2 separate regions of the Mus musculus genome follow, and region 1 is linked to region 2. Evidence: chromatin loops called from intact Hi-C (ENCODE). Cell type or tissue: left cerebral cortex. All regions are shown on one strand. Each heading gives the region's core, and the rest is flanking DNA. Links, peaks and the distances in the headings are about the cores only. Region 1 holds the start of Rell1 (RELT-like 1). Region 2 holds the start of 5830416I19Rik (RIKEN cDNA 5830416I19 gene).

The links. A loop is a pair of places that touch in the nucleus more often than their neighbours do. Peaks named below come from ENCODE experiments on the same cell type or tissue, not always from the same donor. Only the 100,000 strongest peaks of a DNase experiment are listed, where the experiment ranks them.
Region 1: a loop joins it to region 2, with 2.0 times the contacts of the local background. A loop is called at or near these places in 3 of 42 quality-filtered maps.

What each region holds. Positions count from the first base shown.
Region 1 is chr5:63,965,407-63,973,739 of GRCm38, reverse strand. Rell1 (RELT-like 1) reads left to right here and starts at 4,843. Exons shown (of 7, transcript NM_145923.4): 1 at 4,843-5,094. The coding sequence starts at 5,007. In left cerebral cortex, for the core only: a CTCF peak has its summit at 5,062; DNase peaks (open chromatin) are centred at 5,732, 5,991, 7,377, 7,563 and 1 more place; H3K4me3 peaks cover 2,471 bases; H3K27ac peaks cover 1,484 bases.
Region 2 is chr5:64,039,290-64,047,622 of GRCm38, reverse strand. It overlaps 5830416I19Rik (RIKEN cDNA 5830416I19 gene), which reads right to left and starts at 2,650. Exons shown (of 3, transcript NR_045384.1): 1 at 2,625-2,650; 2 at 2,436-2,474. In left cerebral cortex, for the core only: no CTCF peak of the experiment used is centred there; DNase peaks (open chromatin) are centred at 2,582, 3,125, 3,399, 3,611 and 1 more place; H3K27ac peaks cover 1,611 bases.

The DNA.
Region 1 (8,333 bases), core at 97-8,096, 74 kb after region 2:
ATCTTTTTGCAGCTATGGAAACAGTTCAAGAAGCCCACTTTAAACAGGCAGTGACAAAGTAAGAGGAAGAGACTTTTTATTGGAAGAGCTGAGAGACCAGTGTCGTGCATTTCAGAAGCAGAGCTGTGTGTGTGCAGGTTGGAAGCCCAGGATGAGGTGAGTGGTTCTGTATCCTGGTTGGGCCAGGCAACAGCTATGTTCCTCAGGTAGATACTGTGTGTTTCTTGAATTTGGAATTGCTGCAGCTTCGATGCGAGACTCTCTAGGATACTTCCCCGAATCAAACACTGTTGTGAGAATTTAGGGAAATGAACACAGGAAAGAAAAAGCGTTCTCCACAGATTCCTGGCAAGTCCATGAGATGAACTAATGAAGGCGGTTGATACAACTATTTCTAGACTTAATTTTGTTGTTAAAAAACAAACAACTGAGACCACTTAGTTTTGTGATGCCAATTTTTTTTCCCATTTTTATTAGGTATTTAGCTCATTTACATTTCCAATGCTATACCAAAAGTCCCCCATACCCGCCCACCCCCACCGCCCACCCCCACTCCCCTACCCACCCATTGTGATGCCAATTTTATGCCATCGGGAGAAATACAACCTTTTGCAAGACAGAAGGAAACTCTGCAACATGTATGTCTTTGCATTTAAAATAAAGCAGTATGATTTTAGATACCTACTGATGAACATTCTTCTTCAAGTAAAGAAATCTATAAGATTTAGGCCTTGGGCCTGGAGAGTTTGGCAGTCAAGAACACTTGTTGTTCATGCAGAGGACCTGAATCAGTTCCAGCATCCAGGTACCCGCAGCTCACAGCCAGCCATAACCCATTTCTAGTGCGGGGGATCCATTACTTCTCTGGCCTCCACAGGCCACACCAGCCACGTGATGCGTGCATGTGCGCATGCGCGCACACACACACACACACACACACACACACACACACACACACACACAGACATACAGACACACACAGACAAATAAGAAAATTTAATTAAAAAAAAAAAGTCAGGACCTGGAAGCACAACTTCAATTTCATTTTATTTATTTCCTCTCTTCTAGTCTTTTTTTTTTTTTTTTTTTTTTTTTTTTTTTGGTTTTTCGAGACAGGGTTTCTCTGCATAGCCCTGGCTGTCCTGGAACTCACTCTGTAGACCAGGCTGGCCTCGAACTCAGAAATCTGCCTGCTTCTGCCTCCCAAGTGCTGGGATTAAAGGCAAGCACTACCACCGGCCGGCTAGTCTTTTTTTTTTTTTTTTAATGTCCTTTCTTCCTCCCTCCATTACCCCTTTCCTAAAAGTTATTCAAATGCATGAATATGGATTTGTGTAAAAATGAGTAAGACAATTATAGAGTGCTTAACGTTATTGGGAGTCTTGGAAGGGGAATGTCAGAGTCTCAGCTTCCAACCTAAGGTCACAGCAGGTATGAGTTATCAAACATGACTCCTAACCCTGTCATGCCCAAAGTGAGAGGTCTGGGGGTGGCTAATGGGGCTTACCCCTTGTTGCAAGTATTGTATTGCAAGCTTATTTCTATAGAGCACAATTCAAATATGAAAATTTAATGAATAATTAAAAATTAGGGGCTGGAGAGATGGCTCAGTGGTTAAGAGCACTGACTGCTCTTCCAGTGGTCCTGAGTTCAAATCCCAGCAACCACATGGTGGCTCACAACCATCTGTAATAGGATCTGATGCCCTCTCCTGGAGTGTCTGTAGACAGCTACAGTGTACTAGTATATATTAAATAAATAATATTTAAAAATAAAAATAGAAAATAAAAGGAGAGGATTTATTCAGAATTCCATTACTTTATCAAAGAAATTACTGTTTTTTTAAATAGTAAATTCAACCTCTGAGGGAGAAAAGTGTTTTACATTTTGAATAGACACCTTATAACTGTGTGATCACATGCTTTAAGAAGCCTTGAGAAGAGGTTTGACGGTGTGGTGTGTTCTTGGAATTCTTGGGGGTGTTTGACAAACAGTCCTGCATGCATTTAGATGAGCACATATTAACTGTAGAAAGTAGCGGCCTTTTATACAACATTTCCAAACACATGTATAATTTCCTTTGGCCACATTCCCCTCTACCAGCCTGGTTCCTTTCTACTCTCATATCCTCCTTTTCTTTGAATGTAGATTCCATATGAGAGAAAAATGCAACGTTTGGTTTTCTTATTATTATTTTGTCTTCTCAGTGTCACTTTGCTTAACACAATGGTCTCCAGTTCCATCCACACTTCATGCAAACAACACAAATTTGTTCTTAGTTCGGGAAATGCAATAAAAACAAAGTCGTCCTCCTCTCACTCCAAGGCTTAAATAAGACAAATCTCTGTTTAAAAAAATCATAAAGAAGTTCCTTAGCAGAAATTCAAGTTCCTCCAGGGTCAGCACTTCTTGAAATCAAAAATGTGCTCAGGGTGGCCTCCCTGCTGAAAACTGCACCCTGCTTACAAGCTTTGTCACTTTAAACTAGTCAATTGCTTAATGGTGTGAGGTTGACCTCTGACCATTCAGAGTGAGGCGCAGGACCCCTTTTGTTTAGGAATAAAAACCCTGCAGGGCAGCCACTGGGTGTGCTTGCCAGCTTGATCTGGCCTGGCTTCATACCCTTCTGCTGAGGCAAAACTTTTGGTGTTGCCAAAATGCTTTGGATTGTGTGCATTTCCCTGGGACCCCAGACCCCTTTCCGGCACTTAGCTCAGTATTTCCAATGAGTGATGCAGCTGGTTTGGTGACTGTTGATAATTTGTCCTTCAGTTTCTAAGCCCAGGATTCTCTCCTCTAATAGTTAGATAACCACATGAATGTTTGTTCTATTGCTTACTTTGTAGGGTTTACTATTGCTGTGATGAAACACTGTGACCAAAACAACTTGTGAGAGTGTCTTAGTCACTGTTCTATTGTTGTGGAGAGACACCATGACCATAGCAACTCTTATAAAGGACAACAATTTATTGGGGCTGGCTACCGTTCAGAGTTTTAGTTCATTGTCATCATGGCTGGAAGCATGGTGGCATGCAAACACCCGTGGAGAGGCAGCTGAGCGTTCAGATCCTCAGGCAGCCTTAAACCAGTATGCCTGGCTTGAGCTTCTGAGATATCAAAGCCCAATCCCCAGGGACTTACTTCCTCCATCAAGGCCACACCTCCTAATAGTGTCACTCTCTGGGGACAAGCATTCAAACACAGGAGTCTATGGGAGCCAGTCCTATTCAAACCACCACAGGGAGGAAAGGGCTTGTTTGGCTTACACTTCCACGTTGCTGTTTAATTATCAGAGGAAACAAACCGGGAACTCAAGCAGGGTAGGAGCCTGGAGGCAGGAGTTGGCCCCCAGACCGTGGAAGGGTGCTGCTTATTGGCTTTGTTCCTCGTGGCTTGGACAGTCTGCTTTCTTACAGAAACCACAATCGGCTGGGCCCTCCCCCATCAATCACTCATTAAGAAAAATGCCCTACAGACTTGCCTACAACCTGATCTTATGGAGATATTTTTTTCCAATTGAGGTTCTCAGACAAATCTCTAGTTTGTGTTGAGTTGACAAACAAAACAAAACAAAACAAAAAAAAAACTGGCCAGCACAATGTCTTTCCTCTGCATTCTTTCTCAGACCTTTCCCTTTGATACATTTGTCAGACTACAGGATGTGCCACAAATTGTGCATAGGATCCATAGTTCCTGTCTTTGACTCAAAGGGCAGGGCCTCCAACCTTCAGCTTCTCTCCCTGGTAATTCTCACATCATTGCTATTTGTAACAGAAGGGTGGAGGGTGTTAGAGAGGAGAAATAACTCCCCCTTGAGCATTAGAGGCCACCAGTCAGTTTACAGAAGGGGCTGAAGACCCACCCTCCATTCAGCTCACATCTGTCAGGACTGGGCTTTAAGGACCTTGTGTGGAGTCTCCACGGATTAGTTAAAACGAGGCTATTGGTTAGTTAAAAGGAAGCTAGTCAGAAAAAGGTACATTCCCCTTTAACAACTACTTCTGCCCTCTTAGTGCATGCTGTCCTTGAGCCAGGAGCTGAGATTAAACCTGCAAGCAAACACTGGAGATACATGGATCATGGTGGCCCAGGTCATGCAGACTTCATGAGCTCACTTCCTGGCCGGTGACATGGGGATAATACTCACCTTACCGAGCTGATGTGAGGATATGAAGACAGAAGTGACTGGAAAGTTGAAGAATTGTTCCAGGGGAGTGTTTGCAAGATGATTAAAACAAAACCCAGTCCAACGCAAGCAAACAACCAGTGTGTGGGGACGTGTTCCTCAATAGAAGTAGCTTAGACAGAATGGGATGGGGACAATTAAAAAAGTTTTTTTTTTTTAATTTATTCTCCTTAATGTTTAAACGATCAACCATGACTTTGAACGTAGCATTCCTTCCTAGACCACTAACGAAGGTTAATTAACTGGGTAAAGACTCCGATTGAGAAAAAAAAAAAAAACATCGCGCCATTCTGAAACTGCTGGTCCTGTCTGCTCTCCATCCTGGGCTTCCTGGCCTAACCTCTGCCTTCCTCTTCCCGCATCTGACTAGTCCCAGGACCCAGGAGAAGGGAGTAACCCGCCCCAGCCTGAGGCTCCCGCGCAGACCCGCCACTTGGCTGGGCAGGGTTAGCCCGCCCAGCAGAGGAGGCGGAGAGGGTCAGCAGTGGGCGGGGCTCGGGGTGGGGCCACGGCTTGGGCGCGCGGCTGACGCGACCCAAGGGTTTAGAGGGGAAGCGGGAGTGACAGGAGAGGCGCGGCCTGGACTCGGGGGCGGGGTCATGCGTGCGGAGGCGGGTCCAGGCTTCAAGGGACCGGGGCGCGGCGATCAGGGGCGGGGCTTCCGTGCGGTGGGCGGGGTCCTGGCGGGTCCAGGCTGAGCGGGTAGGGGCTCGCGGGGGCCGAGCTCCTGCATTCAATCCACCCGGCAGCCCTCGAGCTGCACCGTCTACCCCGACCCGGGACGCCGCGGCCGGGGCGAGGAGGGCAGAGGGACGCGGCGATGGCTCTGTGGGGACTCCCGGGGTCCGCTGTGCTTGCTGCTTCAGTGTTCGTGGGAGGCGCTGTGAGTTCGCCGCTGGTGGCCGCCGGTGAGTGCTTTGGTCCTGGTCGGGACGCCTGGTGAGTTGGGTCTGCGCACGGAAGGGAGCCAGGGGCTCGACGAGTCGGTCGAGCCCACAACCCCGCCGCGCCCTGAGTTGCGCGCGCCCTGCTGTGCTACCGGATCTGGCTCTGAACATCTGGGTGTCCCGGGGTGGCCCGGGCAGGGTGCGGCGCGCAGCGCGGCTCCAGTCCTTCCCCACCCGCCTGCCGGGGTCCCGCCTTCCCTCCCCGCCGCTTCTAAAAAACGGCGGGACCCCAACTCGGATTCTTCAGGATGTCGCTTTCCTGGGATGCCTTCTCCCTAGCCGTGGACCCCTTTCTACTGTCCTGGTCCTCAGAGGCCTCACCAGGCGAATATCTTGACACCCGGGATAGGGTTCTGCTTTCCAGCCTCCTTCCTCGCTTTATTTTCTTCTTTCCTTTTCATTATGTTAAAGCCTTGAAAGTGCCAGTCTTTGCAGGTGGTTATGGATTCTTTTAGTAAGTCGGGAATTTCTCACTCCTTCCCATACATGCTGGATAAATTAGGCCGGGAAAGAGGAAAGACATCTATAATGTATACTGCTTTTTCTTTGTATCAAATCCTGTCATCACAAAAGGAACCTCTGTGGTCGGGGTGGAAGCCACCAAGCCGAGACGCTGAGTGCTGTCTTCAACTACAAGCCATCAGCGGGAGTTTCTAACTGAAATCTAAGAGGTCTACCTTTTACTTAAGGACGCCTTTGCCTTGTGCTCCTGTTTTTATAAGGCACACACCAGGGATTCTTAATAATTGTTTCCCCCTCTTAATTGCCACCTCGCTGCAGTACTTAAAAAAAAAAAGTTAAGCCTTCCTGGCCGTTTGGGGTTACCACAGGCTGATTCTTACGTCAGCAGGCTCTGCCAAGCTTGCCTTCAGGGGTGGCTCCTCTTCAGGCCCAAATAATAAGCAGCTGGAAGGCTTCCAACGGTGACTGTCTTCTCTATAAAATATACGTGCTGCTCTTCTTTTTGGAGAATGTTCTAGTCACTCGGAGCTTTGGAGCCTGCTTCTCATTTGTCCTTTACTTTTTCATGGGCATCAGAACGAGCTAGCAAGGGAACAGGATAGATAGACGATGTGTCTCCTGGGTATTTATTAGCAGATCCGCATTTCCTTCAGCCATCTACCCAGGGGAAAGGGAAGCTGGTGACTCGTTCTATTGGATGGGAGATTTTCCCGTGCATCCTGGGCTTCTTTCCCGAGACTTGTAACTACAACATAGTTTCAACGTAGATTGGAGACTGCAGGTAGTAAGTGGTATCACTTGTTGCAGAGTTTGGAACAATAACAGAAAAGATGAACCTGGGAGCAAGATTGTTACAGTTTAGTAAGTGAGGCATGTAACCAGCCATCATCAGGAGAAATCCATTCCTAGAGTGGGTTTTTGTTTTGCTGGGTTTCTGAACAACATCCGGGTGTCAGGCCTGCAATGTGACTGAAGAAAGTTCTACGGAGTGGTGCTATTAGTAACCTTTTATGAGTGAAAGTTAGTGCTTAAAAAGAATGAAGTACCTAAGGTGGAGAGGATAGAACTTCCAGTTTGTTGGCTGGCTTAGGGCCTGTATCAAGAGATGAGCCTGGAACATCTGGCAGCTGATCTCTTTGGACTCCAAGTCCAGAAGTAGGAAGAAGGAGATGGCATCTGATAGAGACAGCCTGCCGTGTGCTTTAGCTGGGTGCTTCATGTGTATTTTAAAACTTATTCCTCATGACCCAAGATGTGTTTATTCTCTGTAGATCAACTGAGGCCTGTCATTACATAGGCACTGTATCAGTAAGCATTGGTTGGGTGGGGTGGGAGGTAGGGGGAAGGGAGAGGGGGGTGGGGGGTGGGGGGATAAATACAGCCTGTTTGGTTTTAAATTCATCATCTTTCTACTGTCCCCCATGCTTCCCAGAGAAAATAGAGGATAGGTCAGCCTCAGCAACCTGACTTAAATTGTAAGGTAGTTAGTTCTAAGATGCCCAAACATCACATCAGGAGTATGTAGTCATCTGAGCCATACAGTGGAGAACCGACAGAGAGCTTCTCAGAGGGTGGGTGGCAGTCTCTATCACTTCCTTTTTTTTTTTTTTTTTCTTTGAGACAGGTTTTCTCTGTGTATCCCTGGCAGTCCTGGAACTCACTCTGTAGACCAGATTGGCCTCGAACTCAGAAATCCGCCTGGCTCTGTCTCCCAAGTGCTGGGACTAAAGGCATGCGCCACCACTGCCAGGGCTTCACTTCCTTTACTGTAAGCCATCTAGACAGTGGCATTAGAAGCTACTTTGCAAGTAACAGAGCTGCTTTTCCAGGTCCTGCCTTATTTATGTCCTTGAGTTCTCTGGTGACTTGTCCTCCTTGGTCTCCGTTTCTTACCTCTCCTGTCACTGGGCACAGCCCTTGAGTAGAGAGATGGGAAAACAGTTCCAGGGTTGGAGCTGTGAGGGATGCACAGTCCCTGGGCTCTGTGGGCATCCAGCCAGCCTCAGATTCCTCATTTAGATGTTGAAGATATGTTTGATTAAACTCTGGGTTCTCTTTTGGCTGGACAGCTGCTTAGCTGAATGTCCACATAGTTCATAGACATTGGGTGCAGTGTTTTGGAAAAAAAAAAATACTGTTTAGAGCTTTGGACTTCATGCTTACTCCAAATTCAAAGAGGAAATGAAAAATATCACCAGTGGCTGACATTTCTTTATCTCCTCTGTGCATTTTTTTCTAATCCTTCAGAAAAGAATGAGGGAATTTTGGGAAGACTTGGATTTGAATGTGAGAAGCCACAGTCCAGGTGATTCAAACAGCGAACTTTGATTTTTTTTTTTTTTTTTTACTTTAAAAAAAATAATGTGGCTTTGATGTTTTAGTCTTATTGCATACTGGACCATTTTAATTATAGCATTTAGAAGGATGCACATTAAAAATACTGTTATTGAAAACAATTTGGTCTAAGTTTGAAGGCCTAAAATCAAAAGTTGGCATCATGATGACACAGTGGCGTCTGGGCTTTGGGTGTTCAGTGGCAGGACACTCACCCTGCCTGCCTGCTTCCTCTCATGTTCAGGAGTGCCTGGCTTCAGTCCCCAGCACTACCAAAAGCCAATAAACCAACCAACCAACCAACCAACCAACAAACAAATGAATAAAAAGAAAAAGTAAAGAAAAAGAAACAAAAGCAAATTGTCATTAGTTAAAACAGTCTCTTAAGAGTTGTCCAGTAATCC
Region 2 (8,333 bases), core at 111-8,110:
TAAAGGCTCAGGAATCCAGGTAGCTATAAAACAGGTTCATAGCTGAGGTGAGAACTCTGGAAGCAATGCTTTAAGGACCAAGGCAGGGGAGAGGTTAACAGTGTAAGCTGCACCTGAGGCTCCCTGGGGTCAAGAGGGGAGGAAGGGAAGGTAAGAAAGGCGCCTTCCCTTTCCTTCTTCCTTTTTAAAGAAACAAAGATTTTCTTTTTGGCTGTTTCGGCTGGTTGTATCTTTATTCATCATGACATCACAGGAAGACTGACCCGCAAGGATTTGGCATTCTAAAGGTTTCAGTGACAAAGGTGCATAATCCGAGCACATTGCAGTAACAGGTATTTACAAAGAGTTAAGGCATTCGAGGGAGGGCCAATTATTTCTCACTAATAGGTCAGGGAGAATGAAGCATTTGATCTTTCTGAGGGTTGGCATCGCATGAATGGCTCTGGGCGTGCTGACGGATGAATGGATGAACGATCTGTGCGAGAAAAACGCACCCAGCTGCAGGTACTGACTGGATGGATGGGTTGTGAAATTAGAACCATATGGGGGTGGGAGGTGGAGGTGAATTTTGGCTCAATGTGACAATGGACGTTTGAGAAGTTTCTAGAACCAAATAGCCAGTACGAGGTAAGGACTTGCGAAATGCCTGGTGAATGTGAAGGTGCTATTAGCTTAGCTTCAGAAATCTTGACAACTTTGCAAGCAGCAGTTATCTTCATAATTCTGACTAGGGTGTAAAAGTAAGTACTAAGCAAAAGGAGCAAGAATAGAGAGTGAGGGTCAGCGACCATGTCCCCTTCTTTAGCTGCTTCCGACCTTGTATTGCTGTGAATCAGAAGAACGAGTGTATGCGCTTACAATCGGGAGGTCAACCGTGTGAGACTCCTACACCCAGGGAAGACGAGTTGTCAGTAGGGCTGGCTCCTTCTCAAGGTTCAGAGAGAACCTGTTCTCTTGTCTCTTCCTTCTTCTTGAGTCAGACCCCATCTCCACCGTAAGCATCTCCTACACGACCAGTATGCCTCTCTTCCTGCAGCTCTCAAGCCCAAATCTTATTCCCTTCATGGCATGGCGATTCTCCTTTCTCTCTCTCTTGCCTGAGAATCCTAAAAGTCCCACCTCTGTCTCCCTGCCCAGCCATTGGTCGATGGCAACTTTATTTCCTAACCAAAGCCAACTGGGGGCAGGGACCCTCCGCGTCCTACATGCAGACGTGCGAATTCCCATGTAATTTTGGGAACCCAATTAACGTAATACAAGCAATACACCAAATCTACAACCCTGCATCTCCAGTTTTCTCCGCCTCCCTTCTTCAGGAGGCAAAGAGACCCTTCATATACCCAACACTGGGTCTGTCATTCTAGAAATATCTTTTCTCGCACTGTATCCTCACTACCTCTCTCGTGATAACAGGTTCAGCTAGGAACTAAGGATAAGAGCATCCTTACGAGATAAATGTATTCCATCTGGTTCCAAGGCACAACGAAACCCAGAGAATTCACAGAACTGACCAACATCACGTAGTTGGAAAGGACAGAACTGTGTCTAGACTTCTGTGTCTGTGACTGCTTATGACATAGAACCACAGAGTACATTTTTACTGCCAGTGGATTAACATTCAAATTTCTTGCTACTTATTTTCAAAAGTAGAGCAGTCATAACGTTTGTTTGTTTTTCTTGGAAAATAACCACAGGAAAACCCAACAGTGACAGAGCTTTTTAACTTTGAGTGTGGCCCTTGCTTTTTGTTTCGTATGCCTGAAAGAGTCCCCTGGAGAGCCACCCAAGCCCTGCTGCATGTGACATGGCTCAGAGCCAGGCAGCAATCCTGCTCTTCCCACCCGGAGCCCTTGGCCGGTGGCCAGCCTGCAGCTCCGTACTCATACCCACTGTATTGTCTGCCGGGCTGGTCATGTGAAGGGATGACTGATTTAAGGACATGAACGCCATGATTCATAGGAGGGGGGGAGAGGGAGAGAGAGAGAGAGAGAGAGAGAGAACATTAGCTCACACACCAGTAGCCACTCTCAGCACTGACCCGTGTTAAGAAGAAGTGGTGCCGGTCAGACAATAGGAGAAGACCTACATCCTCTCTTTGAACTGACTGTGGCTCTGAGATTACAGGGCTTGGCCAGGAGAAGGATTTTGAGGCAATAAAGCAAAGAGCCTCTGGATAAGTCATATGCCAGGGCACAAAACATAAGTGGCTCTTTGACCTCAGTCAGCCTCCGATAGTCTCTTACAGTGGCTAAGAACTTTAGGTAGGTTTGAGTCATACAGCTACCACCACACATATTGTTGTAGCCAACGACTACATCTACTTCAAAGGATTCAGTGCTTTAACACAGGTACAAATCAGCACGGGACCCAATCATGGTAACTTCTACACCAGTGTGAGTTAGCAGGATTCTTAGGAGAGATGCAGATACAGTTACCTGGAAACGGAGTCGCCATTTCTCCATCTTCTTTCAACCCTGAGGATAGAAAGCGTTCCTACATTATCCTATACTGCCTCTGCCATTCTAGAAATAACCCTGCACCCCCACTCACCTCCCTCCCCGAACAGCGAGCTCATCCAACACGAAGCTGGCGAAGCTGGCGCGCACACCGGCTCTGACACATACCTCCCGGCAGAATAATGGGTGGCACTGAGAGTGCTTGTTCAGACCAAAGCAGAGCGGGTGAAACAAGGAAGTCGCAAAGTGTTGTGGTTTAAAACGGATAGACAGATAGACGTTTACAGTTTAGGATTACCGCCAGCGAGTACAGGGCCACGGGAGGAGACTCTCAGCCTTCAGACTATTTCTCTAACAAGGTGCTTGTCCATCCATCCCCCCCACACTTCCCCAACCTTCCCCAGCCTACCCTCCCCCGCCCCAGATAAAAGTGTCATGTGCCAAGACATGATCTCTTTAGATAACATTTTATTTATTCTTTTTATTACATTTCTTTGTTTTGTGTTCGGATGTGGGAGTGGCATATGAAAACCATCATGGGGGCTGGGATAGCAGAGACCACTCTGGAAAACGGTGTAGACCAAACTGAGACAGATGGGGAATCCCACAATCCCCTCTCAACGTCCAGCTTCCAAAGAAGGCCTGACTTCTTCAAGGTACACAGAACCTTTTAAAACTACCATCCAGTAACTGAGCCTTCACACATGCAGGTCGTTCATACTTTCAACCCAAGCCTTTCAGCCACTTTCTCTCTTCATTCTAACAAAAATAAGTAAGTAAATAATAAATAAATTCAAGAAATCAGCCCCCCACCAAGTTTTTCTTGATCAAAATGCCTCAAAAAGAGGAGGCTGTCTCTAACCCAGAAGTGTAATTTGACGCCTGTCTGCAGCAGTCTTCTGTGCTGATTAGCATGGACATAAATATTCATGTGCTGATTCATGAGGAGGAGGTGGCAACGAAGAAAGCATCAATAATTGTTGATTGTTATTAGCCATAAGTGGGGCTAGCAGAATGAGCTTATTATCCCCCAAGAAATGACATTAATGTTGGTTTCACACACACACAAACACATACACACACACACAGAGACTGCAACATGCATAGGAGACAAAGCCTAGATTGCACACATATAACGAGTCTTTCTTTTGCCATCTGTTCTTGAATTTTTTATTTAAAAATCTCTGACACATGAGTATTTGTGATGGAGGAAGTTGGCAACCACTTTGCACTCATTCTCCAAGGGGCCTGGAGGCCAGAGCATCCCACCAGCAGCTGCATGGTGCAGAGGTGGGCTGCCACTGGCACTTCTGTCTCCACACAATGGGAAACATTGTCCCTCTGTTCAGGTTGGAGATGTCTTTGGAGACCTATTATCCCGGGAACAAATAGAATGATACAATATATCCGTTGTGTTTGACAAATAAGGGAATAGGTACCACTGAGAGTCTAAACTGTCCTTAGTGTATTTGTTAGGATAAAGGGCAAGCTGCTATAATGCAGACTGTTTTTAAAAGTTCAGTGGCTTCAGAGAGATACCTTTGCTCTTTTCAAACAAGCCAGGCCTTCCATGTTGGCAGGATGGCTCTAATGCACGTGCTTCCTCTGGGATCTGGTTTCCCCTCCCTCCTGGAGTTGGTGTGTTAGCGATGTATGTGGTTGACAGAAGTATTTAATGGTGGCCTAGTATGTCTGAAGTGCTTGGACAGCATCCTCGATCTTCTCTGACAAACTATAACCTTGTCAAACTTAAGAAACATATAGAGCAGACACATTAAAGGAAATGGGCAGACTCATGTGACCATGGTGACAGACAGTTGTTTTCTATTGCCACCGACACCCAGACAATGTGTTAGGAATTGCAGCTAGCAAGGCTTCTTTGTCCAAAAGAAGAGGAGATTGGAATCTCTTGAGATTGTGTGTCAGTCTATGAAACCGAGTCTGATGGTTTTAGAAAACACATACGAGCCAAGTGTTCAGAGACATGGGCAAGTGGGCATCTCGTGCAAAGGGCGTTGTGCCTTGTTATTGAACTCTTGCTAAGAGACATTCAATGACAAACTTCATATAAACATTTTTAGGATATTTCTTAAGTTTGGCAAGGTTATGGTTTGTCAGAGAAGAGCGAGGATGTTGTCCAAGCACTTCAGACACACTAGGCCACCGTCTGTGAGGAATGTGGCATCCTTTAAATACTTTGATGAGGGCTGGAGAGATGGCTCAGTGGTTAAGAGCACTGACTGCTCTTCCGAAGGTCCAGAGTTCAAATCCCAGCAACCACATGGTGGCTTACAACCATCCTTAATGAGATCTGATGCCTTCTTCTGGGGTGTCTGAAGACAGCTACAATGTACCTACATATAATAAATAAATAAAATTTAAAAAATACTTTGATGAGAAAGTATTTGTAAGTGTTGCAGGGACATTCTTTCCTTCTCCCTCTCTCTTTGTGTCTCTCTCTCACATCTATAACTTTCAAGACATCTTCCCATTGACACGATTTTACCTCTGAAGAAGGTACTCTTCTTAGCTAATAGAATAAAATGGCTCTCTCTAAAATAATCAAAGTTGAGCCAAATGTTTTTCCAAGGGGAAAAGCAATTTCCTTTGGTGAAGATGGGGTGGAGGGGAGGGATGGGTGGAGGATGTGATAGATTCAGTCTCCATTAGTAAGAACACAGTTACTCAGCAAATGCCCACCTGCAAGGAATGCTGGGGAATGTAGTCTTTGACTGCCAGGTCTATGCCTAAACAAACAAACAAAAAAATTTTCCCATGAGAGAAAGAGAAAGCAATAAACGAATCTGGTTCCTCCCTTAAGTGATCCAGTGAAATTCCTTCTTGTTTTCTGCCACTCTTCATCAGAGATGCTATTTGTATTTCAAAAGTTTCCCCGAGCATAGTGAGACATTTCAGACAGACCAACATCTTAATATCCTTCCCCACTCCTCAAAGGAACTATTGCCTCATAGCTGACAGGGCCAATCAAATCCTGCCAGGAATGTCTGTCTCTCTTGAACACTGACTCCTTCTTGCCATGAAGCAGGTGTGGCAGCCGTGGGTTTTGAACTTGCCAGTTGGGCTGCCTATGTATAGCTTACGTCGAGAATGGGTCCATTGTTGACTGATCAGCTGCGAGCATCCTGTCAATTCTTGCGCACAGACAGCTCAGATCCTGCGCAGCATTAGGTGAGTTGGGAATTAGATCAAAATAATAGTCGTGATTGTGTGCCCCATTGTAACCATGGTTCGTGCGTACTGCTTTGTGTACCTTGATTTTCTATCTTCAAATATGTGTTATTAGGCTATTTCTTAGGCTTGCTCCCAAATAAATGACCTTGCATTTGACATTATTCAGGAAGGAGCCCAAAATATATAATATAATATAACAGGCAGCAAAGAGTAATCAGTATTTGCTCACTGGGTCTAGATAGAGATCTGTGGAATATGTAAGAGCCCACTTTCGCAATGCAATGGAGTTCTTATGACAATAGGGGGCACAATCATTGGCACTGTGGCACTGATACCTGGCTTTAGTCATCTCCTATTTTCTGTATCAGATTGATGGTTTCCTGGGTGTCATGAAATCCCTAAGCCTTTCTGCGTATTCCAATTGGCCTGACTAGAGATGGTGCCACTGCAAAACATCCCTGCCTGTATGGGCAGAGGCCATCCGAGCTCCCCTGGATCCACACAACAGCCTCTGAATGGATCCAGTACTCCTGGACATGTGGGATCCATCTGTCCAGCAGCCATTTCCTTGGCCAGACAAGCTGGGTTATTGGACATACTCAAGTCTGCTTAGAGTAGCCCAATATCTCTGACCTGTGTCACCTAACTCCCCAAGTAAGTCTCTCCCTTATTACTGAGCTTCTTAGGAATCGTGTGATCATCTGTTTTTTAGGTCCTAGGCCAGAGTTTTATTCTCCCACCTAGAGGCCTTGCTTGGACTAAAAATGTTCCCTTCAGTCATCTCATAAATACCGCTTGGCTGGTAGAGGAAGGCTTTGTACAGTGCAGCCAGGGCCAGGGTCATGGTTTCTGGGTAGAAGCTAAGCTGGATTTTAGTCCTCCAGTATGCCATGCTTCTGTGTAGTTTTCACTCTGCACACTTCACACAGCAGCCCTTTCTGGACCTGTGTCATCATTGCTGGCTCGCACTGCATAGTGAGCTTGAACACGACCTGGAGGTATTTATTCAGCCTCCTTGAGTCTGCTTTCCTCATCACTAACATAGCGCTTTGCAGAAGTCATTACCTCATGGGAGTTTTATGGAAATGAAGTGGTCAGAAGATATAGATCAAGTGCTCTGTGGTCAGACTGTCACGTGTTGAAATCCCGGCTCTGTCATTTGCTAAGGGGTGTGGCTTTGAGCAGGTTACTAAGTCCTTTGAATGTCAGGTGTCTCATCTAGGGAGAGTAATGCTTACTCCCCAGGAGGAGGAAGATTAGATAAGGTGACAGATCTGAAATGCGAAACCAAGGCAACCTGGCTCAGATCCCCCTTCCGTCAAGTTCAGTTCTTAGTGCGCTTTGCTTTCATGCGTAGCCCCTAGTGTAACTCTTGACACAATGGGAGATCAAAAATGGCAGCTCCTCATTGATACACAAAGGGATACAGAGTGAATTGAAGCGGGGTGTTCAGTTCTGAGAGAGCATGGGTCTCTTTGTCTGCATGACACCCTTGCTCCCACTTCACAAGGCCAGGAAGACCTCTCAAGCCTTTACCTCAGCTGTCCTTGGGACCTACATGAGCCATCCAGTGCTCTGCTCCAAGCAACTTCCTCAGAAATGAGCTAGGACTACATCTCCACTTGGAGTCACCTTCACCTTCACTTGTAACACCTGTAACACCAAACTGAAGCGGAGTTGAACAATACACAAGAGGGCAGAGCCCTGGTGCCATTGCTGGAATACCAAGTCCAGCTATACCTGAAGTTGCCTCTGCATGTGAAATTCCTGGCTACACGGAGGGGGGGTTCCCCCTGACTGAAAGCTATTTGAGCTAAACTTCTCTCATCTGCAATGAAAAGGACCATTTCAGCATTCTGCACACAAACATAGCTGTAAAGTAATAATGACTGAATGTCTAATGAGTAGCAGTAGCAATACTTTGCCCAGTAGACAAATGTTACAGAGATTTACAGGGGACCAAGCCCTGTTTTAGGTGGCTTACCTGGAGTAGTTCATTTATGCCTTGGAGTTGATGAGGTAGCCACACTGCTGCTCCTTGCAAAATGACAAATTTGAGGACCATGTTTCAGTTGTTCATTTCCAAGGAGACAATGGACCACTCAAATAGTCTGTCTTATGGGGTTCAAGTCATACTAACATTTTCTATCAAAGTTTTTTTTCTTCTTTATTATAAATAAACGGCAGTCAAAGCCAGTTAATTTAAGAAAATAATGATCAGCCTATATAATCCTTCTAGTGTCTGGCTAGAAAGACTTTCCTGTTCTTGCTGGCTTACTTGCCTCATATGACTTTTGGTGACATTTGGCTGCTCACAGATCAAATATCCACTTCAAGGACAAAGACACAGGACCATCGGGGGGAAAAAATGAAGCAGGGTCTAAAGCTTATTCTAAAAGGCACATTTCTAGGCTGGCTTGTGCTATTATGCTCTCAAAGGTGACATTTGGGGAACACTCATTACAGTATGCTGTTTTTAAAAACACCAATTAGATTGTGTATATGCAAACTAATATTTGTTCTCTTAAGTGTGTATATAATAACAAGACGGTCCTGAGACTCCTGAGTTAAGGAAGCTGGTAGCTTCAGGTGTTTGGAGGGTGCTCCAGCTCCTATATCAAGTCCCTAGCTAGTTTAATTGAAAAGAGGAAACTTGTCACGTTAACATGGTATCAGTGTCACACT